3 separate regions of the Homo sapiens genome follow, and regions 2 and 3 are each linked to region 1. The links are chromatin loops, found by intact Hi-C in ENCODE. Cell type or tissue: ascending aorta. All regions are shown on one strand.

Evidence for each region. Hi-C counts contacts between places; a loop is a spot of excess contacts. Peaks named below come from ENCODE experiments on the same cell type or tissue, not always from the same donor. Only the 100,000 strongest peaks of a DNase experiment are listed, where the experiment ranks them.
Region 2: a loop joins it to region 1, with 3 times the contacts of the local background. A loop is called at or near these places in 35 of 110 quality-filtered maps.
Region 3: a loop joins it to region 1, with 10 times the contacts of the local background. A loop is called at or near these places in 52 of 110 quality-filtered maps.

Annotation. Positions count from the first base shown.
Region 1 is chr7:151,107,312-151,115,311 of GRCh38, reverse strand. The region is part of intron 1 of AGAP3 (ArfGAP with GTPase domain, ankyrin repeat and PH domain 3); the gene reads right to left. Among named protein-coding and RNA genes, the nearest start is that of AGAP3, 25 kb to the right of the region's middle. RefSeq lists a silencer at 1-39 and an enhancer at 6,472-7,134. In ascending aorta, a CTCF peak has its summit at 4,074 (motif pointing right); a DNase peak (open chromatin) is centred at 4,091; H3K4me3 peaks cover 256 bases; H3K27ac peaks cover 897 bases; H3K27me3 peaks cover 437 bases.
Region 2 is chr7:151,056,848-151,064,847 of GRCh38, reverse strand. It overlaps CDK5 (cyclin dependent kinase 5), which reads left to right and starts at 6,951. Exons shown (of 12, transcript NM_004935.4): 1 at 6,951-7,036; 2 at 7,688-7,776; 3 at 7,873-7,940. The coding sequence starts at 7,000. It overlaps SLC4A2 (solute carrier family 4 member 2), which reads right to left and starts at 5,259. Exons shown (of 23, transcript NM_003040.4): 1 at 5,086-5,259; 2 at 2,810-2,923; 3 at 481-646; 4 at 81-322. The coding sequence starts at 2,860. LOC128092247 reads right to left here and starts at 2,920. Exons shown (of 1, transcript NM_001414898.1): 1 at 2,870-2,920. The coding sequence starts at 2,920. The coding sequence ends at 2,870. RefSeq lists enhancers at 3,558-4,465, 5,989-6,078, 6,119-6,168, 6,249-6,528, 6,679-6,728 and 2 more and silencers at 4,566-5,155, 5,196-5,385. In ascending aorta, a CTCF peak has its summit at 4,834 (motif pointing left); DNase peaks (open chromatin) are centred at 2,308, 3,761, 5,027, 6,747 and 2 weaker places; H3K4me3 peaks cover 6,502 bases; H3K27ac peaks cover 6,205 bases.
Region 3 is chr7:150,895,610-150,903,609 of GRCh38, reverse strand. No RefSeq gene overlaps it. Among named protein-coding and RNA genes, the nearest start is that of AOC1, 47 kb to the right of the region's middle. RefSeq lists silencers at 4,852-4,911, 4,929-5,089 and an enhancer at 4,795-5,089. In ascending aorta, a CTCF peak has its summit at 4,954 (motif pointing left); a DNase peak (open chromatin) is centred at 4,949; H3K27ac peaks cover 327 bases; H3K27me3 peaks cover 832 bases.

The DNA of each region.
Region 1 (8,000 bases):
GCCGGGGCCCCTCCGGCCCGCGCCCGCCGCGCAGCACTGGCCAGCGCTGGCTGCTCCACAACGCCGCGCCGCGCAGGAAGCCCGCGCTGCCCGCGCGCCCCAGACCCGCGCCCGGCGCCTCGGCGGCCGCCAGCTCCAGGCGGTTCACCTCCAGGAAAGTCATGCTGGCCGGCCGGGGCCGCGGAGTCGGCTCCCCGCGGGTGCGGCTGCGCCGGGTCGGCGCGGGGCTGGACGCGGGGCTGGGCGCAGGCGAGACGGGCGGTCCCGAGGGCGCCAGGCCCCGGCGGCCGAGGCGCGGGCGCAGGAGGCCGAGCAAAAGGCCGCGGGCGCCGGTGGGCGGCGGCTCCGGGCCGCCCGAGCACACGCTCCGCGGCCGCGCCGGCTGCTCACTGGCGGCGCAGAGGGCGGCCTGCAGGGCGGCGGCAGCGCGGCCGGCCGAGGCGCCGTGCAGGTCCAGCGAGTCGCAGACGCTGTGGGCGCGGCGGCAAGCGGCGGGCCGCTCCCCGGGACAGCTGTCCCCCTGCGGCCAGCCCCGCTCCATGCTCAGGGCCGGCGGGCGCGGGCCAGGCCCATGGCGAGGGGCACGGGGCTGGGCCCGGGCCGGGGCCGCGGCCGGGGCGCACGGACCTCCGGCCTCTGGGCACCTGGTGTGGGCCGACCGAGTCCCTCAACTCCTCCACCTCGCGGCCGGCAAGCCCAGACCTGGAGAGGCCGGGAGTCAGCCCAGCCCGGAGAGAGAGGCGGCAAGTCTGGCCTGGAACGCCCGGGAACGGCGGCGCGGCGCGGGGGAGCCGGCCTGCTGGGGCAGCCCCTGGGAGCCCTCGAAAACAGGAAATTCCAGCCCAGGGCGCCTCCTAGGATCCGGCAGGTAGGTGAGGAGCTGTCATTACGAGCAGGCCAACTAAATAACAGTCCTCAGTCCACCACACACTGGGCCCCATTTTGGAGAAAAGCGGGCCATTTCTCATTCTTCAAAGGAAGAGCCAGAAGAGCCAAGAACATGAGGCCCAGAAGTATGACAAGCCTGAGTGAGACGTCAGAGGCAGCCATGCCGGGTCTGCGCGCGTGTCCTCGTCTGCAGCACGCGAGCTTCAACGAGGTGGTCCTGTCTTAGTTTCGGCTCTGACATTCTGAGGTCGAGAGTTGCTGGCTGCTACAGTCGGTTTCTGTTGATGACTGAGGCTGTCTTCTTTGGAGATTATAAAATCCAGAAGATACTCATCTGTCTGGACTGAGTTAAGCGTCCTGCCTAAGGGCAGCAGAGAAGTCAAAGATAACCTCCGCTGCAGTTCTGGGTGAGTGACTCACTTCTGAGGCCCGGACCTCTCCAGGCCCCTGCTGCTCACTGGGTCTCACCTCCTGTCGGGATGATGGGCTGAGATCAAGTGGTAGCCTGCGGTACTGGCTCCAGCCTGACGTTCTGTAAATGAAAACACTCCTCCAAGCTCCGAGGCCCTTCCAATTCATGACTGTGGGCTGCCTGGACACCCAGTAAACCCAGAGCTCACCCAGAATTGGAGGCAAGAGCTCCCCGGCTGTGATTGACACTGCATTGTAAACATCAGTCCTCTCCCAGGCTCTGAAGCCCAGCCAGTTTCCGGTCATCCATAAAGTCAGAAACCACTGGCTGCCTCAATACCAGCCACGGATCAGGAGAAACCAGTTTAAGTAGTGGCAAGGGACCAGGGGCTTGCATTTCCTTTAAAAAGACAATACTGCCCACTTTCCTCCACCCCCAGTCCAGCCCAACTCCCAGCGTCCCTTTCAGCTTTAGAATTCCATGGACCTGGTCAGAGCCAAGTGGGAGATACAAGTGGCACATTCCTGAGGGGCTGAGTGGGAATGCCTAAGGAAGGCAGGGCCTCTCCATCCTAGGTGCTCCCTGCAGAAAAGAGCGCTGGAAATTCCCAAGTCCTGGGCTGGATCTCCCAGGCCTGGAGAGGCCCTGGTGGTGAGTTTGTATTTCCGTGGGACTAGTTATTAGCGTTGGTGAAGACGGCTTCTTCCTGTATGGGATGCATGTTCCCCCCACAATGGAAGTACCAGCAGAGGGGCCCTTCCCAGGTCCCCAGGCAGGTACAGAGACAAGAACACAACTCAGTGAAGCCGGCCAACGTCACTGAGCTGCAGATCAAAAGGAAACACATTCTGCCTTGACTTCCCTATCTACGTGTATCTGCCCTCTCTCTCACGCACAACAGGGAATGGCTGTTCTGCCAAAGAATAAGGCTGCCCACTCACAAGCTCATCCTGCAAGCCAGTGAAAATGCAAGCAAAGGGTCGGGCGCGGTGGCTCACACCTGTAATCCCAACACTTTGGGAGGCTGAGGCAGGCGGATCACCTGAGGTCAGGAGTCCGAGACCAGCCTGGCCAACGTAGTGAAACCCCATCTCTACTAAAAATACAAAAAATTAGGCACCGTGTCTCGCGCCTGTAATCCCAGCGCTTTGGGAGGCCGAGGCAGGCAGATCACTTGAGTCCAGGAGTTGGAGACCAGCCTGGGCAACATGGTGAAACCCCGTCTCTACAAAAAAAATATGAAAAATTAGCCAGGCATGGTGGCACGAGCCTGTGGTCCCAGCTACTTGAGAGGCTGACGTGGGAGGATCGCTTGAGCCCAGAGGGTCCAGGTTGCCGTGAGCCAAGATGGAGCCACTGCATTCCAGCCTGGGCCACAGAGTGAGACCCTGTCTCAATAAATAAGAAGCAAGCACAGGACAGCAGCTATGGGAGCCGACCTCTGGAGACGGAGAGGGGATGGGGACACGGTATCCGACAGGGGATGGATCACTTTAGAACCTAGCTGCCTCTTTCAGTGGGAGAACAGTAGGATGGGAAAGAAGGGGGTTAAGGCCCCAGCTGCACACATGCTGGACACACACACACACACACACACACACACACACACACACACGTCTCGGGGAAGGCAGGCAGCAATCCCAGTCCCCAAAAGAACATCTTACAGTCTCAGAAGACATGTAGTCCCACTGCACCTGCAGAATCAGTCCAAGGAGAAAGTGCCACCTGGGTCAACTCCCAAACCCAGAACAGCTTTCTCTTCCTCACCTGGCTGCCCTCTCCTTCCCAGTCCTTTTCCCCAGAAAACTTTCCTGACCCGGAGAAACTAGACAGGGAAGGGCACCTGCTCCCACATAAATGTCTCAGGACATCAAGCCAGTCAAAGACCCCGAAAAGGAGAACAGCTGCAGGCACACACCTCTTTTGCTCATTGGGTCAGCCCAGGGTCAGAGATAAGGTCTCTGTTGTGCCTGATAAGATTCTGCTCCAAAGACACGCAGCAAACACAGCTGTGCTCGACACAGACAGCCACTACCTACTGGGCCCGAAGGAAATTAGGACAAACCTAAAAAGCTCCAGGCTGGGACTACACGAACAGTACTGAAATCCCACAACACAAGCCCTCACGTCAGTTCTCTGTTTATTAAGGCCACCGGAAACGCTGGACTGAATGTGACTCTCAGGGGCTGAGAGGCTCCATGGCAGTTTCTGGGGGACTAAGAGGAAATCTCTCACAAATGCCCGCAGTGTGCATCCTGGGGCAGGACGAACACAGCCTGCCCCGGAGCCAGAGAGCGCAGAAGCCGGGCTCAAGACCCCCTTCTGTGGACTACCTGGATGTCAGGAGGAGAAGCCGACTCTAGTTATGCCCAGTTTCTGTGCTGGCCTGGGCCTCGGGTGCCCTGCTTGCGTGTGCACAGGGGGGTGAGGGGCCGGGGGGGTCATGACGGGGAGAGAGAACACCCCTGGGCAGGTGTGAGGTGTGAGACCCTGCCAGAAAGAGAAAGCTGGTCCTGAGGATGTGGGAACTGGTCGCCTCCAGGTGTGTGTTGCTTGATCCACTGGTGAGCCCTGGCTGTGCCCGCTGCAGCCCACGTGGCCCACAGGGAGTTGGCAGATTTCTTTCGAGGAGATGAGGGAGGATGGATAAGCCTTCTCCTGAAAGCCGGAGCTTGTGGCCAGCTCCGCAGGGTGTGGAGCAGAACCACCAGCAGCCAGGTGTGGTCCCAGAACCACCGTGGCCCTCCCAAACAGTCAGGCCCTTCTTGCCCACAAGGTGGCAGCAAAACATCTTCCTGCAGCCGGGGCTGAGGCAGTGGCTGGGAAGGCTGGCAGGATGCTAGGGCTGGCCACACACCCGCCACTGAGCCCGGGAGGCAGTGGGGGCCACACCAAGACCCCTTCGCCCCCCAGGACTGGCTGGTGTCCAGCAGGCTCTCCAAGTTGGAGCTTAGGGAATCAGAGGAGAAGACGGGGGGCGGGGGGAGAGCGCTCAGGATGCCTCCCCAGTGGGGCCACAGTCCTCCCTAAGTGTCCCAGCAGCTGTCCCGAGACAACTCGAGTTGCTGCAGCAGCAGCCATGGACCTAAATTCCACCCCTAACAGCTCCATTCCAGCATCCCCCATTTTCAACAGCACCACATGAGCTCTGGAGCCGCACAAGCCAAAAGCCTGCTAGTAACACCCTCCATTCCCTTCCTTACCACTCCCCCAGCCCAATCCGTGTCAGTCCTGGTGGCGCTCCCTCCTAAATGTGGCCCAGATCCATCACCAGCTCCTTTCTTCAACTCAAAGGCAAGCCACCATCCTCCCGGGCCTAAGCACCACATCAGCTTCCTAGGGGTCTCCCATCTCCAGCCTCCATCACCACCACTGCCAAGTGATTTCCTTTACAGCTGGGGCGGACCTCTTCAGACCAGAACCTGGTCACCTCTCAGCAAAGCCCTGCAATGGCTCTCCAGCTGGCGTAGAATGGCACCCAATCCCCTTATTCTGTTCCAGTGCCCCGTGTGCTCCTGACTACCTGCTTGCTCTCACCTGACACCCTCCCCAGGACCCGCCTCCATCCCCATCCAGCCTTGACACCTCCCGGGCCTCTGCCCTGCTTGTCCCTGAAGGCATTTGGACCGTGGCTGAAGCATCCCTTCCTTGGGAGGCTGACCATCTCAGTGACCATGCTAACATCATCTAACACTTGCCACTGTCAGCAAGTGCCCCCACAACAGAACTCTGCCAGGCACATGAAGGTGGCCATGATTCCCCGAGTGAATGAGTGGAAGTCTTTGCTGAGCATGCACTGTGCTCCCAGGGCTTTTGGCCTCTTTGTGGGGAGGAAGGCCTAAGAGAGATGGGCCCTGGCTGGGCCAGTCTTTTGAGAGAAGTCACAGGCACAGGCAAAATAATCTGCACAGGCCCCAAGTTGAAAGGCACGGCGCACCCTGGAGTTGAGAAAGCTGGATTCAAGTTCAGCCTCTGGCACCTATTGGTGGGTGACCAGCCACGGTCTCCTTAACCTCAGGTCTGTCTGTAAATTAGGAATGGCCCAGCTTCCAGCTAAAGGTGCTGTGCAGGCCAGCCCTGTGAGCATGGAGGGCCGCATGGTGCCTGGCGTGCAGCGGGCAAGCAACAGAAGGAGCTGCTCCTATTGCGCAAGGGAGAGCCAGAGTGGACGCTGGGATCACTGAAACCAGCCCTCTCCACATCAGAAAGCCAGGCAGATGCAGTCAGCCCATGAAACCTTAGCAGCTCCCCCTCAGCTTGGCTTTGATTCCTGGGCTGGTCCCTCCATCTCCCCTCTAAGAGACCTCAGAGATACGGAGGACCCTGGAGAGCCCTGAGTCCTAACCCCCAGGACCTCAGAATGTGACCTTATTTGGAAATAGGGTTGTTGCAGATGTAATTAAGATGAGGTCATACTTGAGTAGGGTGGGCCCTGAATCCAATCTGACTCGTGTCCTTATAAAAGGGGGGAATTTGGGCATGTCGACAGACACCAAGGGAAGTCAATGTGAAGAGATGCAGGGAGAAGACGGCATCGACAAGCCAGGAAGAGAGGTGTGGGGCGGATCTCTCCCTAGTGCCTTCAGAGGGGGCGTGGCCTTGCCCACACCTTTATCTCAGACATCTGGCCTCCACAACTGTGACACAGTAAACTTTTTGGTTTTTGAGACAGGGTCTCCCTCTGTTAACCAGGCAATCACAGCTCACTGCAGCCTCGACTTCCTAAGCTCAAGCAATCCTCCTGCCTCGGCCTCCCAAGTAGCTGGGACTTTAGGCATGCAACACCATGTCCAGCTATTTTTTCTTTGTTTTCTTTGTTTTTTGTTTTTTGTTTTTTTTTTTTTTTACAGAGGTGGGAGTCTCACTATGCTGCCTATGCTGGTCTAGAACTCCTGGGCTCAAGTGATCAACTGGCCTTGACCTTCCAAAGTGCTGGGATTACAGGCATGGGCCACCGCAGCCAGCTAGGAACAGACTTAGGTTGTTTCAAACCACCCTGTTTACAATGGTTTATTACCACAGCCCTAGGAAGCTATGAGCTCTCCAGAAAAGCTAGTGCATACTGGGAAGAACACACAGGTGTTTTCTGAGGAGGTCCGAGTCCCCTTAATCCCTGCCATGGGTTCCAGGTTCAGAACTCGTGTTCTGGTTCATCCTCTCCTTTTAGAGATGAGGGCATTGACACCCAGAGAGGGGAAGTCACTTGCCTGCAGTTACACAGCCCAGCAGTGACAGAGCCTGGGCAGGGCCCAGGACTCCAGAATCCCAGGCTGGAGCTTGGGCCTCTAAGTCATCATTTCACATTATTTTTTGAGTGCTTACTAAGTGCATTCAGGGCAAGCAGACTGAAGTCTCTGCCCCACCCTGCCTCAAGGTGACGCGGCTGGCAGTCTGGACTGGCGTAGGACCCAGCCTACATCCTTGGGACCCTCCGAAGGCTGCTCTGAGGCCCGGGGATTCTGCCCCATCTCCAGAGGTCAGGATGTCGGTCTGAGAGCTCCCCAGTGACTTTGGTCCTCTCCTCCCCAGGGAAAAGCTGAGGGAGAGAAGGCGGCAGAGGTGCTGGTGGGGGTGCGGGTGGCAGAGAGAGCCACAGGACCGAGAGCAGTGCAAGGAGCAGGGAAACTGAGATTACCCCAGGGTGGGGGTGGGAGTGGCTGTCATTCCAGCCGAAAATGGCCTTTCGACACCAGGCCGGTGACATGGCGGTATTGTAGTACTACAGATGGTACTTGAGAGCAGTTTGTTTTCCTGTCTATCCATGAGCTCTGTGCTGGGTGCAATGGTGGACAGGACAAAGGCCCTCCCCTCGAAGACTCGGTCCCTTAGCATGTCCCCCATCTGGCCTCCTGGCTTTGTCCCATCTGGCCATGTTCTAAGACCCTGGAAGTGCCCGTGACGCCACTCCAGCTCTGACCAGCAACAGCAACTGTGGGCTTAGCTCTGCTTTCTAGCAGCTCCTCCCTGGAGAGGAACGCGACCAGCATGTGCTGCACCCCCCGCATGGGCCGGTGCCGTGCCAGAGGATCCTACACCTCACAGCATCTCCAGCCCTCCCATGGCCTGAAGGGTGGGGGCAGGAGGTGGGCCACCACCACAGGGTGGGACGGTGGGGGCTCCAGACTCAGAATATGAAGCATCGTACGGCTCTATGCCGTGTTGCACCTTTTTCTCATAACTGACCCATCGCCTACACTTTCGACATTTAAAAATGTGGTTCTCTCTGAACAGGCAGGCCAGCTGCAGTCCCATGAGCTAGAGTTCTGCCTCTTCCAACCCAATGAGCCTCTAAAATGCATTCCAAGTATGAGATTCATTCCCTGTCAGCAGCACCATCCCTTCCACTTGCCTTTGTATTTTTTACAAAAGTAAAAAAAAAAAAATTTTTTTGAGACGGTCTCATTTTGTCACCCAGGCTGGAGTGCAATGGCGCCATCACAGCTCACTGCAGCCTTGACCTCCTGGGCTCAATCGATCCTCCCGCCTCAGCCTCCTAAGTAGCTGGGACTACAGGTGTGCCACCTCGCCCAGCTAGGTTTAGTATTTTTTTTGTAGAGACCGCTTTCACCATGTTGCCCAGGCTGGCCTCCCAACTCCTGAGCTCAAGCAATCTGCCTGCCTTGGCCTCCCAAAGTACTGGGATTACAGGCATGAGCCATCGTGCCTGGCCCCAAAAGCAAAAACTTTTTTTTTTTTTTTT
Region 2 (8,000 bases), 50 kb after region 1:
CTGTAACAGGGACCCACATGGGCAGGAGTGACCAGGCCAGGGCCCTGCCGACATGCCCTAGGAGCCCGCACCCAGCGCACCTGCACCGAGGAGGGTGTGGAGACAGGGGACGGCTGAGTGAGAGCCCGGGCCCCCTCAGCCTCGCTGGCCTCATCCTCATCTTCCTCCCCCTCCTCAATGGTCGGGGTTTCTCCAGTCGGGGAGGCTCCCGGGCGCCTTCGAGGCTTCCGTCCTGGGCCCTGGGGTGTCTTGCGGCGGCGTGCATCCGGAGGCAGGTGGGTGGACAGTGGGTGATGGATGTGGTGGGAGGACTGGCGGTGGTCTGCAGGGAGGAGGGGGACTTGGCTGTGGCAGGCACAGTGTCCCTCCCCTGCCATCCTGCCCCCTAGCCCCACTCCTCCCACTAGGACCCCAGTCCCTTCTTTGCTGGACAGTCAAACCTGATCCCCCCACCTCCCCCTCCCCTGCCTGCCCCCTCACACTCAAAGTCTTCCTCCCCATAGCTGCGGCCTGGCTCCTCCCCTCCACGAGACCCGGCCTCCTGTAGGATCTCCTCAAACCGCTCCACGCCCAGGGTGCGGTGAAGTTCGTCTTCCTCCTGCTCGGGGAACCCAGGCGTCCCAGGGCCCAAGCTCTCTGGCTCTGGCTGTGAGGAAGAAGGCAGAGAGAAAACACACAGGGCTCACTGGGAATTGTACCCCGAAACCTCACCCTTCCCAGTGCCAGAGACCCAGGAACCCTCCCCCGCCAGCAGCTATCTCCTCTAATGCTGGTGGCTCTATATGCCCCCAGCAGCTGTCCCTTAAATATAGGGACCCAGGCCAGGCACAGTGGCTCACACCTGTAATCCCAGCACTTTGGGAGGCTGAGGTGGGTGGATTGCTGGAGGTCAGGAGTTCAAGACCAGCCTGACCAACATGGTGAAACCCCATCTCTACTAAAAACACAAAAATTAGCCAGGCGTGGTGGCGGACACCAGTAATCCCAGCTACTCAGGAGGCTGAGGCAGGAGAATTACTTGAACCTGGGAGGCGGAGGTTGCAGTGAGCCAAGATCGTGCCACTGCACTCCAGCCTGGGTGACAGAGTGAGACTCCGTCTCAAAACAAAAACAAAAAAAAAGGAAACAAATATAGGGACCCAGTCCTCCCAAGCAGTCTGCCCCCTCAAATGCAGGAAGCCAGTCACCCTACCAGTAGACATCCCTTCAAACACAGTGACCCAGTGTCCCCCCAGCAGTCTGCCCCCTCAGATGCAGAGACCCAGTCCCCCCAGCAGCTGTCCCCTGGGTTCTGAGCTACCCTCATCCCAGCCCAGCCCCCTTGGCTGTGTAGTCAGTTCAGGGCAGGTGGAAGAAATCCCGTGTGTCCAGCCCATCTGCAGCCTGGAGGGAGGGCGTGTGAACCGGGAAGTTCACATGACAGATAGTGAAGAAACTCCAGTTGGCCTGAGGACAACTGCTGAGCCCAAAAAGTAACTTCTGGCGGCGCCCAAGCTAACCGACCCAGAGCCTGTCCGAGTCAAACAAACCCAGCCCCGCAGGGACCGGAATGGATGCCCTTCAGCCCCCAGGAGAGCTCCCCCAGCCCCCAGGCCCCCGGCCCGAGCCCTGGGCCAGGTCCCTAGCCCCACCCCTCACCCCACCCCCACAGCCCCCACCTGAGTCATCCTGCGGGCGCGGAGCAGCGGCCGGCCGGCACAGCCGGCAGGGAATGCGGCGCTTGTAAGAGCTCAGCCCAGCTAAGCGGCAGCCGCCTGGCCAGGCAGCCTTGGTCCAGCCCCCCACCCACCCACGGTCTCAGCTCCAGGCGCCGCCAAATATTTGCTCAAGAGCTTCTGGACCTGAAGGGCATCGGGATCTCCAAGGGCGGGGGTATGCAGCCCCCTCCATAGCGGTGCCAGCAGCCAGAACAAGGAAGAGCGCGGGGAGGGCTGGGGTGAAGGGCGGGTCTTAGGGGCGAGGTGGGGACTGGAGCAGCTGGGACTGGCAGAACACCGGATAAGAGAAGGTGAGCGGGCCAGGGGGCTGGCTTCTCCCCTCTGTGAGGAAGGCTCCTGTCCATCTCCTGGCTCCCCTAAGCGCCCAGCCCCACTCCCACCAGAAGCAGCCCCGTGGGACGAGGGGACGGGGAGAGGCGCAGGGAGCTTGCCGCCATGGGGAGAGAGGGTCGCAGACCCCTCGCACCTGAGGCCGCAGGAGGAAGTCCATGGCCGGCAGGGGTGAACCTGAGAAGGAGGGGGAGGGGACCAGCCTGTGCCCCTTCCCAGTCACGTGCCCCTCTGGGCCAGTGTGACCAATAGCGGAGCTGATTGTGGCACGGGGTTAATCATTAAGACTCCTTAGGAAAATCCAAAGGGGGCCATGTGGAGCGGTGGCCACGTGGGGGCAGGGAGGGGCGGGCCTGGGTGGCACGTGGGCAGGGGGCGTGGCCAGTCGTGGCAGGCGAGCTCCGCCCAGAACCCTGGCCCGCGTGCAGACTTGACCTGCGCCTCTAAGGCCAGCCGGGTCTGAGACGGGTTGCTGGGTGAGAGACCCAGGGTTCTCAAAGTTCCTCAACCGCTGAGGCTAAGCTACCTAGGTCTTCAGGTAACAGCCTCAACTCCCTCCCCAGGACTGGAAGACGTCTGATACCCCCACTACCCATCCCCCCCTACGACCATCATGCAAAGTCAGGGTAGGGATGGCAGCATCCTCCCAGTCTCCACACTCACACACGCTCACACCCCTGGTTGGCGAGGACCCTTGGCCGGAGCACCCAAGGCTGCCCAGGGAGGGAAGGTTGGGCTGGCGACCTGGGGGCCACACTCACCGTACAGAAAGAATCTGCGCCCTTGGCGGGGCGCCGAGGGGCGCTGCTCATGGCCGAATCTTAGCCCTTTTCGCTGTCGCTGCGGCTTTCAGGGCAACGAGGCGGAGGCATAACCTGGATGGGGGAGAGGCCTGATCACCATCGAGAGCCCTGGGAGGGCAGGAGCCACCACGCGCAGGCTGCGCTGCTGGGGATCCTCCTGGAGTATGAAGGGCCTCAGAGTGGCCCTTAGCGGCAGCCACAGCACAGAGGAGAGTTATTTATAGGAAGAAAAGAGAAGAACAAGGAGACAGGAGAGGACTGAGGCGAGGGGGGCCGAAAAGGGCCGAGAGGCTGAGTAGAGGGAGGAGGAGAGAGGAGGTGGGAAAGGCCGCAAGAAAAATGAGGGAGAAAGGAGTCAAGGCCCAGGCCCGGAGAGAAAGCAACAAAGATGAGGGAGGGAGTGATAATGAGCTGGGGAAAGAGGGGAGTGAAGGCCCAGGCAGACAACGGAGCCTCGCAGGGTCAGGGCACCCACCAGAGGTGGGCCTGAGACCAGAGAGGGTGTGGTGGGGAGGGTGAGACACCCCGTGGAGCCGGGGCCGGGCTGCCGAGACAGGAAGCAGACGAATGGAAGAACTCTGGAGAGAGCCCAAGATGCCCCTGCAGGGAGGGGGTGCCCCCTCCCCAGTACAGGCCGGCAGGAGGCTTCCCTCCCCCAGGTCCTTGGGGACCGGCAGGAGGGAAGCAGGCTGGCTGGGTGGAGGGCAGGAGCTCAACTCCACTCACTCACTGAGAGAGAGGAAGGCACAGAAGGTGGGCATGGGCTGGGCAGAGCTTTATAATGGGGGAGGGGCATGTGATGGGCTGGGAGGGGGTGGGCACCGCAACCTTGAGGTTCTGCCTCTGAGGGGCAGTCTGGATCCCGCCCCTCTAGAGCCTGGAGCCAGGAAAATCTGAGTGGCAGTGCTGCCACCCTCCTGACTGTGACTGTAGGGAGTCTGGGGAGGACACTGTGTGGTGGGGGCAGAGAAGGAGCTGCAGGAGGGAGCCCAATCCCTGCAAATAGGGGGCGCATTCCTAGCGGGTCAGCACAGGGGGCACCCAAGACTGGCAAAAAGTGACGGTACCCAACAACCCATGCTCCCAGTGTGTTGCTGGGGACTGGGGGTGCCTGACTTAGGAGTAAGACAAGTCAGTGTAGCGTCAAACAATATAGGTCTGGGGGGGTCACCCAGGATGGGGAGCCTGGCAACACATTCTTGGCAAGCACTCCAACTTGGCTAACCACGCTCTTCCCCTCCCCCTCAGCAGGCCTTCAGCCAGGGCGGGTGGTGTGGGTGAGCGTGAGTGCACCCAGTCTGGGAAGGGTGTGGGGAGAGTCCGCCCAGAGCACCTGCAGGCGCCCACTCCCACCTCAGGCTGTGCCCTCGTCGCGCTCCTCCACACTCCTCTGCACCCCCTCCCCTGCTGTCCCAGAACACAAAGCAGCTTCTGTCCAGAGCATCGGTGCCGATAATCCGGGTAGGGGCACATTCCCGGGACCAGCCCCGACCGGCCCAGAGGATTAGTATCTCTCCCCTTGACCAAGGGATTAGCACCTCGGACCCCCACTTGGGCATTAACCACCCCCCAAGTGAACTCGTAAATTCCGCAGCTCTTCCATGTGGGGCTGGCGGGGGAAACGAAGGGGGATAAAGTAGACCCTGGGTTTCAGGCAGTGCCGCCTCTCACACCCAGCACAGAACTTCCCGCCTGGACAAACCGACCCCGGGAGTCAGGTCCAACTCTCCGGGCTCATCTTTCCCATTCCCACCCAGCTGCTCCCTCTTCTGTCTGACCCCTTGTCCGACCTTACCCGCCACCCGCCTTTCCTGGCTTCGCCTCTCAACCCGGAGATTGGGGATGGGGGCCCCGGGCAACCCCCAGTCTGGGCGCCCCGGACGGGACTGAAGGACTATGCGGGGGGGCCGGAGGGGAGGGGTGGTCTGGAGCCAGCCGGGGAGTGGGAGGGCCGGCGGCGCCTCGGGGAGACTACCCCCTCCTGGTGGCAGGGGGCGCGGCACCCTGGCTTTAGGGAACTCTGAGAAGGGGACCCCGGAATGCCCGCTTCCGACCAGCACTCCATCCGCCTCCCCATCCTTCTCCCCAAGACCGCGGTTCCCCGCGCCCCAGTCTCCGCCCTTTCCTCCACTTCCACTCCCTCCCCGCTCGAGTCCCGAGTTCCCCCCTCTCCTTCCCCCTCCCTTCCTCCCTCTGCGGCCCTGGCCGTCCCCCGCCACCACCTCTCCGCCTACCCGCTCGCTCTGGACTTCGTGCCCCGGGGGTCTCGGGGTCTCTCCCCGTCCTCCGGCGCACTCGCGCGCTCCCGACGACTGCCCCGTGCCCACCCCGGGGCGCGCCCCCGCCGCTCCCAACTTCTCCCAACTCAACTTTCCCCCGCGCCGCGGGCAGGCCAGCCCCCTGCGTGCGCGCCCCCCGGCGCACCGTGCGCGGTCCCGCCTTCGCGGGTGGGGAGGCGGGAGCGGGGGCCGGGGCGGGGGCGCGCTTCCAGGCACAGCCCGGCACCAGGGGCCGCCCCCGCCGTCCCTCTGCCCCAAGCTTCTCCACTCGGGGCTCGGGAGCCCCGAGGATGCCGTCCCTTGGCTCCATTACGGCACCTCTGAGTGTAAAGGAGCCCTTCTCACGCTAGGGATCCCAGGCAGCAAAACGCAGGCACAAGGAAATTCGGGGAAGTCGAAACATAAACGTATCGGGGTTGAGATTCTCTTGCCCCCCTCAATAACCCCCGTGCCTCCAAGAAAGCCCCTGAGGGACGGGTGGCGAGTGGGTGAGAAGGGTGACAGGGGCTGGAGGCTGGCCGCCCGGTACCCTGAGCTGATCTGGGAGAGGGTAACTTGTTAGAGGCTCTCCACTTCCAGAGAGGGACAGAGATTCGCTGTGCTGGCCTCCTTCCTCTTGAATGGAACCTCCACACTGAACCGAACCCTAGGCAGAGCCATCACTTATCATTCAAGACCTTTGTGTGTAGTTCTTTTTTGCCCAACGAAATCACAAAGTCTTCCAGATAAGGAATACACTTTTTGCTTCTTTTCCCTTGTGTATGCAAAAGCATTCAGATAGAAACGAGTTAATTAACACGTGTTTAGCAGCAACTCTGGTTCCGGTGCTGAGGAGTGCTGTTTGGGATCCTTTTCCCTCGGTCCATAGCCCTCAAGAATGCAATCATGAGACAATTAGAGAGGCAGCGTAAGGGAATCTATAATCAGCTCCTTTAAGGGGTGAGGCAGAGGCTGCTGCAAGTTGAGCATCGGTCTGTGGTCTTGTCTGTGGAGGGGGTTAACCAACCTGCCTGCCACACCCTGGCTGACTCCAGTGGGCCCTGTTCCGGAGACTGGGGTCTGAGGGGGACCCCCAGGGCTCCACCCAGTTTTCCTCAGCATGTCAGAGTTCAGCGGCTAGAGTCGGGTGGGCTCCGAGACAACAAACGGGGCTCAGCAGAGAGGGGGTCTTTGGCGTGTGTCCCTCCACTAAAATCCAGCCTCGAAGGGGCACAGCTGTTCTCCCAGCCCTGCGGTCAGCTGTTCCCTGTGAGGTCATCATCGCTCACAGGCATTCCCCAGTCAATTCTGGGGTCACTAGGTGGCTTGGGGAGAGGTGGAAACCCGTGCTGAGGTCGTCAAGAGGCCGTTGGGAACACAATGCCACCAACCAGGTCAGCGCTGGGCCGCCAGTGCCCGGGATCTAGGCCGCCAAACCCCAAACCCCTAACCGAGAGCGCTCCGCCCCCATTTCCGCTGCATTCTGGAACGCGTAGTCCCGGAGCGGCCCTTTTCAAGAGGGCTGGGAGCACATAAAAGGAATAACAACAGCGGGGCACACTGGGAACCACGGCGCCGCGGCGGGGCGCCCGGAAAACGGACACGCGTTGCTTCCTGGGACTTGAAGTCCAAGGTTTGCCTCCGCGGTAGAAACGGAGCCCTGGAGTCGAGTGCTGCAGAGAGCGTGAGCGCAGACGGCTGGGGGTTGTAGTCTTCTTGTCCTCGGTCTCGGGCATTGCGGGGAGACCTAGTCGTTTTAGGACTACAAGCCCCAGAAGGCCCTGCGCGGGCAGACGGGGCGGGGCTGGAGGCTCAGGTGCCGCCTCCTCTGCAACGCCGGGGCCAGAGTCTTAAAACCGAGGGCCCGCAGGGGTCCCCGCGGCCGCCGCGATGCAGAAATACGAGAAACTGGAAAAGATTGGGGAAGGTAATGGAATCTCGAGATGTTCCTGCAAGAGCTCCTCTGCAGATCCTTCGGCATTCCTTGAAGCCCTGGCTCCCTTACCGTCAGCAATGCCTACAGGCTCCGATCTCAGCAGCGGCTGCAGCCCTGGCCCCCTAGCTCAGCACTCCGTGCAGACACCAGTCTTCCCCGTGTTAGCATTTCCCGCAGGGCTCTCACTCCAACCTTAGCGTTCCCAGTAGACCCGACCTCCCAACCGCGACACTTCCTGAAATTTCTCACCCCAGCCTCAGCAGCACTTGGACAACCTCACCCCGACCCCCAGCCTCGTTTCTTGCTGCAGACCTCCAACCTCAATATTTCTGCAGCCCCTCAGTCCTCTCCCAGACCCCTCCTCACTATTTCCAGACCCTTCCGGAGCACCGCCTTCATTTTAGACATCCTTGCCCTGGCAACCGCACTCGCCCCTCCTGCCGAGCCCCTGGAGCCTCGGTGGGCACCTTCTCCTCCCTCCCCACCTGCCACATCCTCACTCACAAAGCTCACCAACCTACCTTCACCCTGAATCCCTTCCCTTGCATACTGAGACGCTGCCTTCACCTCTCTCAGGAGGCATTTCCTGGCTTAGGGAAGAGTGCCGCATCCTCACCCTGACCCCTGACCTCCTTCCCCTAGGCACCTACGGAACTGTGTTCAAGGCCAAAAACCGGGAGACTCATGAGATCGTGGCTCTGAAACGGGTGAGGCTGGATGACGATGATGAGGTAGGACTGGGGAGTGGGATACGGCCTGGGGAGGGGTTTGAGGGCCTGGGCTGGGTGGGATCTGACTGCTGCCCACCGGCCCCCTCACATATGCAGGGTGTGCCGAGTTCCGCCCTCCGGGAGATCTGCCTACTCAAGGAGCTGAAGCACAAGAACATCGTCAGGTGTGCGGGAGGCGGGTGCTCCTTGCCGGTGTGGCCGCTTGGGGGAGGCGGGGGCTGACA
Region 3 (8,000 bases), 210 kb after region 1:
GGGGTGATGTGGGATGGGAAGAAGCAGGGAGCCCCCCGCCCGGTAGGCTTAGGGGGGTAGGGGAGAGGGGGAGAAGAGAGAGGGACAAATAGAGACAGAGAAAGAGAGAGAGAGGTATGGAGAGAGAGATGGAGAGAGGCCGGGCGTGGTGGCTCACGCCTGTAATCCCAGCACTTTGGGAGGCAGAGGCGGGCGGATCACGAGGTCAGGAGATTGAGACCATCCTGGCTAACACGGTGAAACCCCGTCTCTACTAAAAATACAAAAAATTAGCCGGACGTGGTGGTGGGCGCCTGCAATCCCAGCTACTCAGGGGGCTGAGGCAGGAGAATGGCGTCAACCTGGGAGGCAGAGCTTGCAGTGAGCCGAGATCACGCCACTGCACTCCAGCCTGGGTGACAGAGCGAGACTCCGTCTCAAAAAAAAAAAAAAAAAAAGAGAGATGGAGAGAGAGGAGGAGGTGAAGGAGAAGGAGGAGGAGGGAGTCCCAGCGTGAGGAGGCGCTTCTGCTGTGGCCGTCTGACCTCAGGGCCCACCTATTGCTTTCCTCGTGCCTGGCCCCAGCATGTTCTTCTGGGCACTGCCCTCCCCACTCAGCCACAATGTTCCTACAGGTCCGTCCATTGCCCCATGGTCCATGGTCCTGAGCCCTGAGATGTCTTTCTTGGGAGTTTGCAAACTGGCCTGGGAATAGAGACTCTCTCTCAGGCTGCAGGGCCTGCAGTGTCCTCAAAGGCCATGGCCCTGCAAGAGGAAAAAGATGAGAATGAAATCAACCAGTTCAGGCGTGAGCGCCCGGCCAGCTCCTCCCAGAGGCAGGTCCCTGCCCTTCTCCAGGGTCTGGTTGTTGAACGTTCCTTCACTGGGCTCGACTCCCAGGCATCTTGTCAAAGTTCATCTCCTTTTTCTTGATCTTGTTCAAGTTGAAGTTTTATCACTTGCAACCAAAAAGGTCCTGAGTAACACAAAATGACCGGTATCAGTGGTAAAGAGGAGCCTGAAGGAGAGGCTCCAGGAGAGGGTGGCCTGGGAAAGACATTGTAAAGGTGTGGCTCCTGGGGATGGGGGTGGGGCCCCAGCTGCCTGTGCTGGGTGTGCACATGCTCTGTCTCTCTGTCTCTCTCTGAGTCTCTATCTCCCTCCCTCTGAGTTTTCATCTCTGTCACTCTGTCTCATTTTCTCAGCTCAGTAGAGACATTGGCCCTCTTTTCCAAGCTCCCTATTTTGCCCTGTCTCCTTCACTCTCTGCTGCTGACCCGCTGCTAATATGCTCTGCCTCAGCAGCCTCCCCACCCCGCAGCCCAACTGTTCCCGCGCCATCCACGACCATTCCTGCAGGCTCAGGGACAAGCTGGGCTTTGACACATGCCCTTGACTCCTACCCCCTTGGTAACATTTCCCACCCCCACCCTGCAGTCCAGCTCTCCCTCCTGGGTCCCGATGTGGGCGGTGGCAGTATATCTGTGCCCAAGCTTGATGCCCCCTCCTTCCTTCTGTGTGTCCTGGATTCTCTGAGATCTGGTGCTTTAACCTCTGGGATCCTTCCTGGATGTGCCTCTTCTTTCAAAGCCTCCTACCTTGGCCCTGATTTAGACTCCTATCATCTCTCGTATGAAGATTTTCTGTCTCCTGCATGATTTCTCTGTTTTTGTTCCTCCCTAATCCACCCCCCACCCCGCTGTCATCATGGCAAGCTCACAGATCTCTTTGTGCCACTGCCATGCAGAGAGCTCTGCCAAGGCCCCGCCAGCTGTGCAGTAAACCCCAAGGTCGGGCCCTCTCCAGGCTCAGCCAGGCAACTGCCCACCTGTCACATTTTACTCCAGGCACCCTGGACTATTACAGCTCCCAGCACAGAATGCAGTGATGTTTCTCAACTGTGTGCCTTCGATCAAGCTGTCGCCCTCGGTTGGAACACCCCCTCCACAGTTCCCCAAGCCTGGCTCACTCTGATGCATTGGACCTCTGCCAGACCCCTCCCCTCGCCATACCCCAGCCTGCAGGGAGAGGTAACCTCTGCATTTACACCACAATTTCTAGTTACTTCCTCATGAATCAGTGCTTCCCACTAAGCAGCAGGGGCCTTGAGGTTGTGGGGCCTCTGATTTCACCTCTTTGTAGTATAGTCCAGATATTCAATAAACAGGGACTCAGGCCTCACGGAGCAAGGAGGGGACGGGCCGAGGCTGCCTGGGCCGGACACAGAGCTGCAAGGGTGAGTGCAGTGCATGTGCAGTGTGGCTGGGGAGGGAGCTCAAGTTCGCTCTGCAGAGGCTTGGCTGCAGCAGCAGCCCTTTGATCCCCGAGTTACAGACCTTGCCCTGGGCCGGTTCTTCCTGCTCTGGAGCTGGGGGCAGGGACAATATCACAGAGTAAGGCCAGTCTGGACTCTAGAAAAGTGTCTCTAAACTGGGAGACTCCTCCATCCCACCCAGAGTCCAGAAGCAGGCTAGGGTCCCCTCCATCCAGAAAGAAGGTGCCCTCCCCGCAGCAAGCTGGAAACACCAGAGTCGACTGGAATTCCAGGTTTACTGAGGGCCTGCTGTGTTCCAGGTCCCAGAGGTGTAGGTCCTGGAGGTGTAAAAATGAGCCAGGGGCTTTCAACCCAGCGAGGCAGAGAGGCAAGTGAGGCCAGGGGTGAGAGCAGCTGGGTAAGCACAGGGAAGAGGCCCCGGTACCCGCGAGTGCTCCATGGTACAGAGCCTGGGTTCTCACTGGAGAGAGAGACAGAGTAAGTGCAAGTGCATAAGGCAATTCCCTACAGCAACAGTGAGGGCAGAAGACAGGGCTGTGGGGGCTGGGTCGCCGTGGAGAAAGTCTCTTTGGGAAGTGACATTTGAACTGGATGCGCTGGGTTTACCTTTTAAGGTCAGGAGAGGCAGACGCAGAGGAATCAGAAGATGCAAGGCCCTGAGGTGGAAACAAGTTTTGGTGTGGCTGGAAATGAGGATGTCATAATTTTGTCAAAGTAATGCTGCCCAGGCCAGGTGCCGTGGTTCACACCTGTCACCCCAACGCCTTGGGAGGCCGAGGCAGGAGGATCACTGAGCCCAGGAGTTTGAGACCAGCCTGGGCAACATAGTGAGACCCCTACTCTAAAAAAAAAATTAGCCAGGCATGGTGCACACCTGTAGTCCCAGATATTTAGGAGGCTGAGGTGGGAGAACTGCTTGAGCCCAGGAGTTCAAGGCTGCAGGAGTGACCTGTGATTGCACCACTGCACTCCATCCTGGAAGACAGAGAGAGACTCTGTCTCTAAAATAATAATCATAATAACAAACAGCTCTCAAACTCAGTGCATTATGACAACCAGTGTTAATTACTCTCATACTCACAGGTCTCAGATGGCTATAATTTGGCTGATCCAGGATAGGTGTGGCTGGACGGCCCTGCCTTAGGCTGTAGGTAGCCTGGGTTTGACGCAAGTTCAGGTGGTTGCACCAAGTTTGTCCTGGGGCACAGCAGAGGCTCTCTGGAGGAAGCTCTTCTTACCCTGGACTTCTGGAGTGGAAAGAAGGAGCCAGGCCATGTGGGCGCATGGAGTGCTTCTGCTAGTTCCATCCTCCAACAGCCCCAGGGCCAAAACACGTCAGGTGGTCAAGTCCAACATCAATGAGCAGGGGAGTCTATACGGGAGGAGTGTGAGTATTTGCTGAATAATAATAACCCAGACTGTCACCCGCCACCTCAGAGAGGAGCTGTGAGGACGGAGGGAGTCACTGCCTGGTTTGTGCACATGTTAAATGCTTACCCCATGCTAACTGATACGTGGAGGATGTAGGGATGGGTCAGATTCTCAAGGTCTTGATAAATCACGTTGAAAATTTTGGGAGCCATGGAGGCTTCAATCAGAAGGGTGACAGGGTTTGATCTGGATTTCAGAGCAACCCCTCTGGAAGCCGCGTTGAGGTTGGTCTGATGGAGGCGAGACTGGGGTCTCAGGGTGATGAGCAGTAAGTCATCATGGGGAAAGGAAAGATGGAACGAATTCAGGAAATGCTGGGAAGGTGGGACTCACGGGTAGATGGCAGAGGGGCTGTGTGGAGGGAAGCAGGTGCCTAGGCTCTCGGTTCTTGGCTTGGGTCAAGGGACATGATGATAGACCCTGGGCTGGGGAGCACAGGAGGAAGGGCTGGCCTGTGCAGGGGATAGAGGAGGTGATAAACCGGCTTAGACATGTGGAGTGTGAGGTTCTCACAGGACGTTTAGGTAGAGGTACAGGTCTTGGCGTGTAAGAGAAGAATATGGACATGGGACATATATTTGGGAGTCAAATCGGTTAAGGGGCAGGCAGGAAGTGAGCCCCAGTTATTGAGGTTTCCAGGGAATGGGAAATATGCTGGGTTGGCGCAGGGGAACTCCAGTGGCGCATATTCACATGTGGCTGACGTCGCCGTGAGATAGCCATCCTCATATTCTTCTTCTAAACTAAAGCCTGAAATTACTTGGGGGTGGCAAAGCCCAGCAAAAGAGCCCACCCCCAGCCTCCATGGCTAAGGCTTGGCCAATGAGTTGTAAGACAAGTGATGTCTGTGAATTCCGGCAAAGCACAGTGAAGGTAGCCATACCCTTCTCTGTCCCCTCCTCCATCCTACTGCCTGACTTGTATGAGATGGCTGGAGCTCTGGCAGTCACCGTGGACTAGGAGGCTGGGGGCTACATCCCAGGTGGAGGCCGTGAGGAGGAAGGAGGCTGCGTGCCCTAGGCCTTCATGGGGCCCCTAAGCCACTCAGGACTGTGTTTACAGAGAAACACGACTGTCTCTTGTTGAAGCCGCTGTGAACACATTTTTCTGTTCCATTCAGCTGAACTTGGTCCACAGGGAGCCATTTTGAGTCTGCCGTTCTTGGTCAAGCCTCACCCCGGGGGCATTTCCAGCCTCTGTTTTCTCCGCGGGATTAATAAGAGGCAGCCGTGCCCGGTCCAGTCGCCGCGAGGTGTTGTGCGCCACCTGGTGGTCGCGTGGCAGACAGCATTCCTCCAAGCGAGACAGCACCAGCGGCTAAAATGCAGCTATCTGCACCTCGAACCCAGCCCATCTTTTAGCCAATGACAAGCCAAGTGCCCCAGAGTCCTGCATGGCAGTGGACGCTGACAAGAACTCCAGGAATTCCAGATTGCATGGAGCTTCTCGGCTCAGGTGTGTTTTCGGAATCAACTGCGGGCAGTTTCCAAGGAGCCAGTTGGCGGTCCCTGCGTCTCCTCGTCCAGGTCGTGAACTTCTGTACTAAAGGATTCCATGTGACCCCTCTGCTGCAGACTCTGGTCTCAGAGCAATAGTGAGAGCTGGAGAGAAGGGAGGGAGATGACTCACTGCTTTACTGAGCAGGAAATTAACACCAAGGGAGCCTAACCTGGCAGCAGCCTGGAAAAATTGGTTTGCGGTGGTTTGAGCAGTGGGCAAAGTGGGTTTATGTGGGCGAGCTTATTAACACTTCCTTTTGCTGACTGCGGGTACAAGCTTGAAATGGCCAACAGTGCAGCAAATAGAGACCAAGTTGCAAAAATGAGTCTTCATCTCACTGAAGTTTGAGAAATTGCAGAGGCTCGTGGAGAGACTCCTGGTGCCAGGACACGCAGGTCTCCACCCAATCTGGCCACTCTGTGTGTGACCCGGGGCCCGTCCTCTGTCTCCAGGCTCCCCTTGCTACATGAGGTGGCCGGAACACTGCCTGGGTTTTGAGGCCAAGGGTTTGTAGGTGTTGGTGAAGAGAAGGGGCCCCCAGGCTAGGTGAGGGGACCTCAGTTACCTCCCCCTTTCCCAATCATCCTTTTCTGAGGCCACCTTCAATTGCTACCCTATCCTAAAAGGCCTCGAAAAGCAACAGGCTCTGGTGTCCCGACATCTTCTGGTTTCCTCTTCTTTCTGTGAAACAACTGAGTCTCAGCTTTTCTCATTTGCATCCCCACCTGGCAGCTGAAGAGCCGCAAACAAAATAACACCTGCTTTACATGAAGGGGAAGTGACTTGGGGCTGGAGTGAGAGGTGGGCCCGGGTCATAAGTCCTTGTTTGTTTTCTTCTTTCCTTACACTGCTTGGTGGGTTCTTCGTGGTCCTCCGCAAAGAGGGTTTGGGAATGGCGGGTGTCTCTCTCACTCGGAGCCAGCCCCTGTCTCTCTTCTGCACTGTTCCTGAGCCTGGGGTGGGTGTCTGGAGCGAATGGACTGGATTCCTCCCCAGCCCCAGGGTCTCTGTCTCTGGTGAGGGGCAGGTGGCTGTGTGTTGAACAAGCCTCTCCCTCCTCTGATCCACAACCAAACACATACAGGGATGTCCCGGGTAACTCTGGGAGTGTCCCTGTCTCTGGCCCTGCATTCTGGGGTCTGTGAACTGCAAATTGCTAGATGGAGGGATCTGCCTACCCCAAAGGGGAATTTCCAGGGAGAGGGATCTGTCCACCCCAAGGGGTGTGGCCAGGGATCCTCCTCCAGGAGATGAACCCCACAGACATGACTTTGGGTCCAAGCACCATCAATGCCATTTCCTGGGGCTGCATGGCTGGGAACCAGTTTGCCGACCAGTCGGAGCTAGATAGGGAGGGGGCAGGGCCGAAGTGGAGGTCTCCCCCTTTCCTTTCACTGCCTTTCTACATGCGGTGCTGGTCCTGGATCTGTTGTCCTGAGACTCTACACTTGTCCTCTCCCTCCTCTGCCATGTCTTGTGGGGACAGACCCCTGCAAGTGGTATCTCCCACACTTCCAGGTTCCACCCATGGGAGGCCTGAGCATGAGACAGAGGGGGCTGGACCTTCTCTCCCTTTCTCTCCAGCTGCGACAGACAGGCCCCCAGGGCTCCCAGCTTCCACTGGTGACCCGGCTGCAGGGTCTGGGAACTCCACGCCCTCCCTCTGCCCCTGCCTCTCTGGGCATTGCTGTCTCTGGAGTACCCACCCTGTTTATCTCTTAGTTCACCCATCCTCCCAGCTTCCAGTTCCCTGAAGTCCAGTGTCTCCGTGCTAAGTCTCCCAGCAGTCCCTGATTCCCAACCCGTGTGTCTTGCTGGATCTTCCTTCCCCACCTTAATCAGGCTGGCGCAGATCCCACCATAGTTTTTTGATTGTGTTTGTGTGTGAAACAGGTCTGTCAAGTTCAACCAACATCTGACATCCAGTTCAGTTTTGCCTCTCCTCCCAGCTCTGCTGGACCCCAGGTCCAAGGCTCCTACCCTGGGGAGGGGCAGGTCTGGCCGTCCCCTCCTCTCTTCCTCTCCCACACCTGCTGATGCTCCTGGGGCCAGGATGGAGGGGAGGGGGCTTGGAGGAAAAGTGGCCCCACTGGCGTGGCCATTTTTGCTTACATGGACCCTTGGGCTCTGGGTGGCTGATATGCAACACTGGCTCTTCTGCTGGATGCAGGTGTGTGTTCTTCCGAGCATCATGGACCTGGACCTGCACAGTGCCCTGATGACCTGTCCCCTGCTGTCCACCCCACAGCCTCTAACTGCATAGTTCTCCTCGTCTGCCTGGCTGCCCTCTTAGAAGGGGGTGTTACTGGATTCCTGTGGCCACCACCACAAGGTGCATAAACTGGGTGACTCAAAACAACAGAAATGTATTCTTTCATGGTTCTGGAGGCCAGAAGGTCAAAATCAAGGTGTTGGTAGGGCCACGCTCCTTCTGCAACCTCTAGGGGAGCATGCTTCCTTATCCATCTGGCTTCTGGTAGCCCCAGGTGTTTCATGGTTTGTGAAAGCATCACTGCAATCTCTGCCTCTGTCTGCATATGGGCTTCTTCTTTGAGTGTGTATGTGTCTCTCTGTGTCTTCTCTTCTTCTTATAAGGACACTGGCCATTGGATTAGGGTCCACGCTACTCTAGCGTGACCTCGTCTTAACTGATCACATCTGCAAAGACCTGTTTCCAAATAAGGTCACAGTGATAGGTACCAAGGGTTAGAACTTCAATATATCTTTTTGGAGGACACAGTTCAACCCACAACAGGTGCAGACACACCTTGGAAATATTGTGGGTTCACTTTCAGACCCCGCAATAAAGCAAATA